Regions from separate parts of the Homo sapiens genome. Here region 1 is linked to region 2. Evidence: chromatin loops called from intact Hi-C (ENCODE). Cell type or tissue: K562. All regions are shown on one strand. Each heading gives the region's core, and the rest is flanking DNA. Links, peaks and the distances in the headings are about the cores only.

Region 1 (5,384 bases), core at 58-5,057, 110 kb after region 2:
ACAACCTCTTTAAGGAAAACAAGCTACTTGCATCAAAATGAGAATACTTTCTACTCTTCTGGAAAAATATCTAGATGGCAACATTCTATGTACAATAGGTAATTTATTTGTGGTTTTATTTCAAAAACTTAGAATATTTGTTTGAAATATATAATTCTCATCATTGGTAGTTTGGCACATAAAACTCTTCTAAAAATATAGGTTAGACATATACAATGAAGACTGAGGAAGGACAGGATTTTAGTGAAAAGTTGCAATAATTTATAAATTGTGCTAATACAATTAAACGGAGTATAAATCTTCAGAAATTTTAACTTGATTTTCAAAACACTGGAAGTTTAATCAAGAATCACGAGTACTTCTTGCCCTATGTGCACTCCATCTCTGTTTTGCCAAAATCCACATAATCAAAATTTTTTATGATTTTCCTTAAGACTATTTTATCGAGATCAAAAACTAAGTAAGTACACTTGAGCTTCAAGTCTAAAACACAAAACTTGTGCGCTGCATCATTTTACCTTGACTCAGCCAATCAGAATCCAATGTTGCCTGGGAAACCCTCTCACGCTTATTACAATAACAATTCTGTTGCTTGATTTTTAAAGCAATAAATACATACTCAGAAATTATTTATATATATATGTATGTGTATATATATATTTTTTTGTTTTGAGACGGAGTCTCGCTCTGTTGTTCAGGCTGCAGTGCAGTGGTGCAATCTTGACTCACTGCAACCTTCGCCTCCTGGGTTCAAGTGATTCTCCTGCCTCAGCCTCCTGAGTATCTGAGATTATAGGTGCGTGCCACCACGCCCAGCTAATTTTTCTATTTTTAGTAGAGATAGGGTTTCACCAGTGCAAAAACTTATCATCCTGGTTTCTTTTCCCTGATCAGTATGAGAAGGCACAAAGGAATAAAGAGAACTGCTTCACTTTCATACTGTTCTCATATTCATTTCTTATGTGCCAAGAACTTTGGTAATATAAAGAAAGACAAAGAGGAAAAAACATATCCTCTGCTTTTTCTGTATATCCTGCACACCATACATTTCATTACACACCAATGTGTTTGTCAGATTCAACTGCATTGTTATTTTTTATCTTCCTTGGTATACGCAAGAAAAATGGAAACAAAACTTAATGGAAAACAGAAAACTGTAATAAATGACAAAAGCAGATACTACGTTGGCTACATTCTCTGACTACACCATGATATAACCATAAATTCGTAAAATTAACTTTGGAAAAAACAACCACTTGAAAAAGGTTAAATATTAAGTCTCTCCTAAATAACTTCTAAGTCAAAAAGCAAGCAACAAATACAGACTATTTAGAAAATAATGTAAAGAGGAGTAACTAGGTGTATTAGTCCGTTCTCACACTGCTGTAAATATACTACCCGAGACTGAGTAATTTATAAGGAAAGGAGGTTTAATTGACTCACAGTTCTGCATGGCTGGGAAGGCCTCAGGAAACTACAAGCATGGCTGAAGGAGGAGAAGCAAGCACCTTCCTCACAGGGCAGCAGGACCTAGAGAAAGAGCAAGGACGAGGGGAACTGCCAGATGCTTTTAAACCGTCAGATCTCGTGAGAACTCACTCACCATCACGAGAACTGCATGAGGGAAATCCACCCCCATGATCCAATCACCTCCTACCAGTCCCTGCCTCAACAGTTGGGATTACAATTCAAGGTGAGATTTAGGTGGACACAGCCAAACCATGTAACTGCATAGCAAAATCTCTGTCGTTTAAATATAAATCTTAATGACTTTGCTGTTTTTTAAAAAATTAAAGTATACAAAGCAAATGTGTAACAAAAAAGAAAAAAACAACAACAATGACCTAAAAAGACAGGAAGAAATAATACATATAAAAGGAAAAATAATAAGAAAAGAAACCACTCCTAGGAGACTTGTGCCATGGATACTATGGCCCCTCACCCAGTCCCCCTTCAGGTTCAAGGCTGTTGCTGGGAGTAATTATTGGCTGTTGATGGCTCACAGCTGAATCCATTTTCTGGAATTGACCTTGGTTAAAGGAAGTTGCCTCAATACATTTATGTCTCTTCTTCAAGGGTAGCCCACAATCCAATGACTGAATTCAATGCAGCGATTCAAAGACCCAGCCCTGGTGCCTTGGATTGGTACATCTCTGAATGCTCTTTCAGCCTCAATGCTCCCCCTGGAGCCAGCTGAGGCTACTGATGCAGCTGCATTTCAGTTTGGCTTTTTCCTCTGCTCAGTACTATTTTCTCCCTGGCTTCCTCAAAGGAGTTGTTTCTGAGAGCACTCTTCAATAAACTGTACATGCAAATCTCAGAGTCTCCGGGCATCTGACCTGCAGCAGCTAGTGCTGGAAGTGATCCTAGGAAAGTGGCTTTAAAATGAGACCGCAGGCACAGCCAGATCACCCACTGGCAGGCAGGTACTGAAGACCCATCACTGGGGATAGATGGAGCATGGATACCTCTGGCATGAGACAGTGGTGCAAGTATTAAAACATTCCCGGTGTGAGCTGGCGTTGGATACCAGTAAAAGGGAATGCACTGGCAGGTGCAGTATCAGGATTTTGAGAGCTAGAGAAAGTGGTAATTACAAGGATTAGGGAATTGGCTGCTGCTGACAACAGTGGATGCCCTAGAGGAAGACAACAAAAGGCTGAGGTTAATTAATCACCAATTAAAGGCAAGCAGCAAAGTCAGACAGCCTCTTCCACACCATATAAAGAGATTCTCATCTTCTATGAGCCAACACCAAAAGAGGCTAAGAATCAAGCCCGAGCCTCAACAATAAGAGTAACAGAGCTTCGGAAGAGGTTGAATGAGGAGAGGGCCTTGTTGGGAAGAAGTTGACCTTAAGGCATGGCATGGTGGCATCCTGAATTCCCACATTCTCCCAGACTCTGGGCCTATAGAAGTGGCCCACTTCATCCTGTTAAAGACCAGCACTGCTCGCTCACTTGAAGATGATGCAGTCATCTGCCTTGCAAGGCCACAGGCATTCCTTTCAGATCCACTTCTACCTCCTGTTTGAGCCATCAGATAAATGAGTAGGGTTGAGTCATAACATGAGCCAGCCTGCTGAAAGAGGGAAGAGTTGATGCTCTCAAAAGGAGATGTAGGACTGAGCTGACATATACCATCACAAACCAAGACAGGATATTTGGTGTTGGATCAAAGTGAGTAGAAGATAAGGCTGGATAAAGGAGGGTCAATCAAGACAGAGCATTGTCCTGTGAAACAGGATTTAACCCTGACAAGCAACCTAGGAGTTGGTGACAACACACTACAAGATCTTAGAAGCTTGTAGAAAACATGGCCACATTATGTGAGAGAAAGTGCTGGAACTTCCATGGCAGACAGGAAAATAAAGGATCAAAAGGTTAGGAAAATGTTCTAGAGTGAATATACCCTGTTGAGTGCCAGAAAACCCACTCACCAATGACAGACTGTGGGAGGGGCCAGAGGACACTGTTTAATAAAGCAATAAAGTCATCGGGATGAGGGGCACCAGCATCTCTGTGAAGGTCAGTGTGGCTGTCCCCTGTGGCCTTGGGCTGATATTGGTGATACTAGTACAGAACTGGGCTCCCTGATAACAATGGGGATGATAGTGTCCTGCAGTGATAAGGGCAGATTGTGGGCTATTATTCTAATGGCTGGCAAGTTTGGATTGAAAGAGGGAGAGGTGTCTGACTCACAGAGATGTGAAGCTGGTTAATGGAACATAGCATCTGTAGGGACATCTTGGATGAGCAGCCAATAAGCATATTACTCAAATTATACAATCAGGATAAATCGAGGCCAAGAGGGGTGGCTCGCACCTGTAATCCCAACACTTTGGGAGGCCGAGGCAGGAGGATTGTTTCAAGATCAGCCCAGGAAATGTAGTAAGACCCCCCGCATCCCTATAGAAAATTTAAAAATTATCCAGGCATGGTGGCATGCATCTGTACTCCAAGCTACTTGGGAGGCTGAGGTAGGAAGATCACTTGAGCCCAGGAGTTTGAGACTGCCACGAGCCATGACGATGCACGCCACTGAACTTCAGCCTGGCAAAGAAAAGAAAAGAAAAGAAATCAACCACGGATCTTCAGGAGATTGAGACCAATCAACCCAATAAAAATGACCATATTCTGCCTCATTTCTGGATCCGAGCCACTACTCCGGCTAGGAACTCGTTAACTGAAGGATAGACCAGGTCCCAGGAAGAATTCTATCACCCACAGCAAGTACATATGATAGATTCCCCCAGTCCTTTTTCCAAAGGGACATATAGCCATTTGTGTGGGTGAACTGGGGGAATAGGAATTCCTGACTTTTCAAGGGTTTGAATTCACATTGATACTAAAGGATCCAAAGCGTCATCACATCCCCATTTGCCATAGTTAGAGTGGGCACATTCCACAAGCCAGGTAATAAATGCAGTCCTGGGTTCAACACCAGCTTGGGCAACGTAGGGAGTCCTCGACTCTACAAAAAATTTAAAAAATAGCTGGGCATGGTGGCACACACCTGTGGTCTCAGCTACTTAGGAGGCTGAGGTGGGAAGATCGCTTGACCTCAGGAGGTTAAGGCTGCAGTGAATTATGATCGTGCCACTGCTCTCCAGCCTGGGCGACAAAGCAAGACCCGATCTCAAACCAAATAATAAAAAATTTGAAAAATTTTAAAAACCAAGACATATGATAAAAAATGGTTGTTGTTTTTACTCACTGAGTTTTATAGTGGTTTATTATGCAACAACAGATAATAAGACAGAACTTGGTATTTGGAAATGGTGTCTGCCTTAAGAAAAACTTGCAGCCTTACCTTGGGACCAGGTGGTAAGCAGGAGATGGAAGTCCTTAAAGAGCCCATTACTGAAGGCTTAAAAGACAGTAACGAAATAGCTATTGGAGTCTGAAGGAAAGGGGACATATTATAATTTATTAACAGGAGGTACAAACCCCACGAAGACAGTGGTGAAACTGTCATCTGCAGGAACGCGGAAAACAGAAAACGTACATAAGGAACTGATAGTTCTGGCTGAGGATATTTATAGGCACACTGTTGAAAGTACTAATTGTTTTTATTTTGCTTTGTTTTGTTTTTAGCTGCCTATGAAAAGTACATGAGGAGTAGAATAGAAAAACAAGAGAAATGTACAGTTTTAAAGCAAAATTTAGGGGAAATATAAAGGAATCAGGATTTGGTTTGGTACCCCTTTGTGGGATGACCCTCTATTGAAATTTGTGTGACGTTTTCATTGTGAATAGAGTGGGAATATAAATTTTTGGAAGGAAGACCACAGAGGTGAAGAGCTACATCCTGTCAAGGGTACATACCATCAACATGACTTATCACTGTTGATGTTGATCTTGATCACCTGGCTGAGGTAGTAC
Region 2 (5,384 bases), core at 68-5,067:
GCCGGCACTCTAAGAGGAGAGAGCAGTGGGGCAGGGACAAGGGTCTCAGAGTCTCAGCTGTCCTGAATAAGTTTCATCAATGAGTGGCCCTGGGTTAGCTGCCAGTTCTCCCTCATGCATTTTATTTGTTGAGGAGCCATGGGCAGGGCTTGCTTGGGGAAGGGTTGCTTTGGGCTATAGGTTTATTTTTATTTTAAATTTATTTTTAGAGACAGGGTCTCACTCTGTCATCCAGGTTAGAGTGCAATGGCACACTCCTGGGCTCAGATGATTCTCCCACCTTAGCCTCCTGAGTATCCAGGACTATAGGTGCATGCCACCACGCCTGGTGAGTTAAAAAAAAATTTATTTTTGTAAAGGCAGGGTCTTGCTACGTTGCTCAGGCTGGTCTCAAACTCCTGGCCTCCAGCAATCCTCCTGCCTCGGCCTTCTGAAGCACTGGGATGCCATGACTTGTTGTTTTCTTCAAGCTTCCTGTCCTGCTGTCTCCTCATTCAGGATTTCCTGAGACTTTCTGTCCTATGTTGACTCCCCTTCTTGTTTTCCCAGTTATGTTTTCATTTCTCAAAAAAAATAAATCATTTCAGAGCGTTTAATGGGACTTTGGAAGTCAGGAAAAGTAAATAGAACACTCATTTCTCTGTCTTGAACTAGAAGCCAATAATTTCTCAAGGATTCAGCATCATAAAAAGTGGGCCATGAAATCTCTTCTCCCTCCCCTACCCTTCCGCCTCCCCTTCGGCGCCCTCTCTACTTCCATACTCTCAGCACCCAGGCAAACTGCAAGTCAACAAAGTCTATTAAAATAAAAGAGGCTGGGTGCGGCGGCTCATGCCTGTAATCCCAGCACTTTGGGAGGCCAAGGCGGGCAGATAACTTGAGGTCAGGAGTTTGAGACCAGCCTGGCCAACATGGTGAAACCTTGTCTCTACTAATAATACAAAAATTAGCCGGGCATGGTGGCAGGCGCCTGTAATCCCAGCTACATGGAAGACCAAGGCAGGAGAATCACTTGAACCTAGGAGGTGGAGTTTGCAGTGAGCTGAGATCACAGCACTGCACTCTAGCCTGGGCAAAAGAGTGAGACTCTGTCTCAAAAAAAGGAAAAAAAAAAAAAAAGAAAGAAAAGGAAAACAGAATAGCAGTTATCTTCATGACGCTCATTCTCTCACTTTTTCATGGATACAAAAAACATTTACTGAGTCCTCGGTGTTCAGCATTACTATAGGCATCAAAAATGAAAAACTCTGTAAGTCTCTAACTTCCTGGGAGCCCAAAGACCAGTAGCAAAGAAACAGGCAAACAACAGGCAATGGGATAAGTGTACGATGAGTGTTATGTACCCCTTGCAAGGGGAGATGCGGGCTGGGGGTGGGCGCAACTCTGACTTAGGACGATGGCAGTGGGGTCTGCTGCGAGGGTGGAGAGGGGAAGCTTTGCCACGGGGAACAGGTACCAGCTCAGCCTCAAAATCTAAACAAGACTGTGTCACACTGACAAGGGGGAAGGACGCTTTCTGATTGCATAACATGTACGAAGGCAGTTTCGTGATATAACAAGTCCAGGGAAGTTCTGGATTTCCAGAGCTCAAATGTCTAAAAAGGTAGCGGGAGCAGGAAGTCCTTGAGTGCCCATGGGAGCCACACTAAAGAGTTAGCACGTGGTCACTGAGGCAAAGTGTTGCCCACAGTGTGCAATGAAGACTATTTTAATGAATACATGGGCATTTAAAAAAAGTAATGTTGAGTTTATTATGCACGTTAGAAATATGAACCAACACATTAAATCCATGATTCTGCCAATATTAACACTTAAGACAAGGCTAGTAGGTGATGCTGTTGGAATCCACCCCGGGCAGGCCAACCTACAGATAAGAGCTCAGACATGCTCATAAATGTTTCAAGCCTTCAGTGACCCCCACACTTAGAGAAATGAGAAAAAGAATGCACCAGTAATACTAAGGAACTTGAACTAAGAAAGGAAAAAGTAGGCCAGGAACAGTGCCTCACACGTGTAATCCCAGCACTTTGGGAGGCTGAGGTGGGAGGATCTCTTGAGCCCAGGAGTTTAAGGCTGCAGTGAACTATGATCATGCCACTGCACCCTAGCCTGGGTGAGAGAGCAAGACCCTGTCTCAAAAAAAAAAAAAAAATTAAAAAAGGAAAAGTAATAGTGGTATGGGTAATCTCTCTTTCCACTCCTGAAGTTATTACTCACTGTCTTTGTGTTAAGGTTTGAGGGATGTGGAGCTGATCTTGACCACAAGAGGCAGTAACACACAAGAAGCATTATTGAGTGGTGCTTAAGGTTGCAGGTGAAGGAAGTCCATCACAGAAGGGGGTCACAGCATGGGGACCACCACCCAGAAAGGGAGGAGCACAAGGTAACTTCCAGGGGTGAGGAGGATCAGAGAGGGAGCTTTCGTGTCTGGGTGATGTTGCTCAGCAGCATGGCATGGAGTCTCTGGGTCAGGGAGCTCTGAAAAGCACTAACAGCTTGAGGTCTTACACCCGCAAAGCTCTGTCTTACCAATAGCAGCACACCAGAATGCAGTTTCAAAGGATACATAAAGCATGCAGGCTCTAAATGCTAACAGTTTGCTCGTTTGGGCTATATTTCAAATAGTTGGATGTGTAAAGATTTGAGTTTGGCACCAGTGGGCTTTGAGCTAACAAGTTTTAGCCTTCAGTGAAGAAATATACAACTGAGGGGCCAATACGCAGAGACCATCTTTGGCTCATTTATATAACAGCATTTGTTCTGTTGAGTTTCAGAATCCTGTAGTTTCTGAATATGATTTAGAGCAATGGGTTTAAGTGAAAAAAAATCACATTCCAACAAAACAATTTGGTGCTCCTTTGAAGCTGTATTTCTTTTCATTTAGTACAATTCAAAATAAACCCAAACATTTAAATTTTATTTGGCTTCAAAACAATTTTCATTTAGTTTAAACTAAAAAGCCAGTCTGGGAGTTAAGAGCACACAGATTAGGGTTAGAAAGATCTGAATCCAACATCTAGTGTTACAACCTACGTAACCTCTATACACATCAGTGTTCTTTTATGTAAAATAAGGATAATCCCTCATCACTATCACAGGATTAAATGAGATGATGCAGGTGAAATAGGACGTGAGACTCTTCTGACCTCAGTGTCCACTGTACAGTGGAAATCGGAATACCCACATGAATGGGAGACAAACCAAGCCTCCACCCCCACCACCCAGTGCAGAATTCTCCGTTTGAACACAGGAGTCATTTATCAGTGACTCTTAACTCTCCTCTCCCATTTAGAGAACAAGGATTAAAATGTGGAAGATAATTTTGCAGGAAGTTTGTGGAAGAAACTTCTTTGGCGAGGGTGGCTACAGAGCTGAGTGTCCACTCCAGCTCTTTGTGGGGAGGGGCGAAAGTGTTAATTTCTAGCCCCAACTTTATGGGTGGTGGGGATGGGGGACTCGTTTCCATGGAATTGTGTGGACAACTTTGCAGAAGACCGCACATCTCTGCAGTGTTTTATTACACGATGCCGTTACATTAGTTTTATACCCAGCTGGTTGATATGGTATAGATGTTTGTCCGTATCCAAGTCTGATGTTGAAATGTGATCCCCAAGGTTGAAAGTGGGGCATAGTAGCAGGTGTTTGGGTCATGGGGACAGATCCCTCATGAATGGCTTGGTGCTGTGTTCGAGGTAATGAGTAAGTTCTAACTCTATTAGTTCATGTAAGAGCTGGTTGCTAAAAGAGCCTGGCATCTCTCTTGCTCCCTCTCCCACCACGTGACATACCTGCTTCCCCTGTGCCTTCTGCCATGAGTAAAAGCTTCCTAAGGCCTCACCAGAAGCCAAGCAGATGTTGGTGCCATGCTTGTACAGTCTGCAGAACTGTGAGCCAAATAAACCTCTTTTCTTTACAAATTACCCAGTCTCAGATGTTCCTTTATAGCAATGCAAAATGACCTAATATACTGGTTATTTATTTCAAATGACGTGTTTTAAGTTTTAATTACAAACATAAATCGACATACATACAGTACCAAAAAACCTTTTGTTGTTTCCAGTAATGAAGTGACAACAACTATACCTCTATAGGTGATTCTGGATTGCCTATATTAACAGATGGAAGGAAAAACTTGGCCTAAAGAAATGGAAACAAGCCACAGCTTAAAATTTACCCTCAACCGTTAACTTTATTCATCTTTCAACAAAACAAACTAGTAGCAAGTTCCTCAGGTAGACTGCAAGATCCTTGAGCTTAAAGGTCTTTTGCAGGGACTCAACTGCAGGTACTGAACTGCAAGACTTCATACCCTTTGCTATTGTTTTATGCCTCATGTCTTAAATGGTGCCTGGAACATAGTAGATGCTCAATAAGTATTTTCCAAAGATTGAATAATATTTACAAGTTTCCTCAAAAACTGCATAACAGTCTCTCCAGAGTTTCTTTGGCTCCTTTTAGGCTGCATCATTCACCAGGGTGCAAATCAGAGACACATGCTGTAGGAACCTAGTGCTGCAATGCTACTTAATACATTGCTCATGTCCCTAATGTAGGGTGTGGGGACATACTTTGTCCTTGATAGTTTCTCCTTCCACCAAGATCCCAAGATCAAGGAGTTGCTCTATTCACAGCTACCCTGATTCCATTTTAATGTTAACCTTGTACTCTGGCTCCTTCTCATTAGCTGTTTTCTGGGTGTGTTTTCTCTCTCTCTCTCTCGGGTTTATTGTATATATTTATTTATTGTATATATTTTTTCTCTCTTGGGTTTATTGTTTATATTTTTGCCTTTCCTTTATGACATTGTAATTGCGTTAGTCTGTTTTGTATTGCTATAAAGGAATACCGGTGGCTAGGTAATTTATAAAGAGAAGAGGTGTAATTGGCTCATGGTTCTGCAGGCTATACAAGCAGCATGGTACCAGCATCTGCCCGGGTTCTGATGAGACCTCAGGAAGCTTTTACTCACCACGGAAGGTGAAGGTGAGCAGGTGTGTCACATGGTGAGAGAGTGAGCAAGAGAGATGCCAGGCTTTTTTAAATAGTCCGCTTTCTCATGAACTGAGTGAGCACTCATTCATCACCAAGAAAATGGCACAAGCCATTCATAAGGGATCTGCTTTCATGATCTAAACACCTCCTACTAGGCTCCACTTCCAACATTAGGAATCACATATCCACATGAAATTTGGAGGGGACACATATCCAAACCATATCACTAATGTTTTCTGGTTACAAATTAATGAAAAGCCAACCAAATAATAGAACATTGTTTCTTCATGGTCTATACTCCATCAGTATAGGAAATTGTGTTCTCTGAGGTTGAACCTTGTCAAGTTCAGTAGCCTATGTACAATTTTTCAATTAATTCGTTTTTAAATTGA

Evidence for each region. Hi-C counts contacts between places; a loop is a spot of excess contacts. Peaks named below come from ENCODE experiments on the same cell type or tissue, not always from the same donor. Only the 100,000 strongest peaks of a DNase experiment are listed, where the experiment ranks them.
Region 1: a loop joins it to region 2, with 2.1 times the contacts of the local background. A loop is called at or near these places in 1 of 110 quality-filtered maps.

Annotation. Positions count from the first base shown.
Region 1 is chr10:22,216,473-22,221,856 of GRCh38, forward strand. EBLN1 (endogenous Bornavirus like nucleoprotein 1) reads right to left here and starts at 1,543. Exons shown (of 3, transcript NM_001394757.1): 1 at 1,444-1,543. In K562, for the core only: a CTCF peak has its summit at 2,178; DNase peaks (open chromatin) are centred at 2,179 and 2,999.
Region 2 is chr10:22,101,599-22,106,982 of GRCh38, forward strand. No RefSeq gene overlaps it. Among named protein-coding and RNA genes, the nearest start is that of DNAJC1, 100 kb to the left of the region's middle. In K562, for the core only: a CTCF peak has its summit at 2,261; a DNase peak (open chromatin) is centred at 2,253.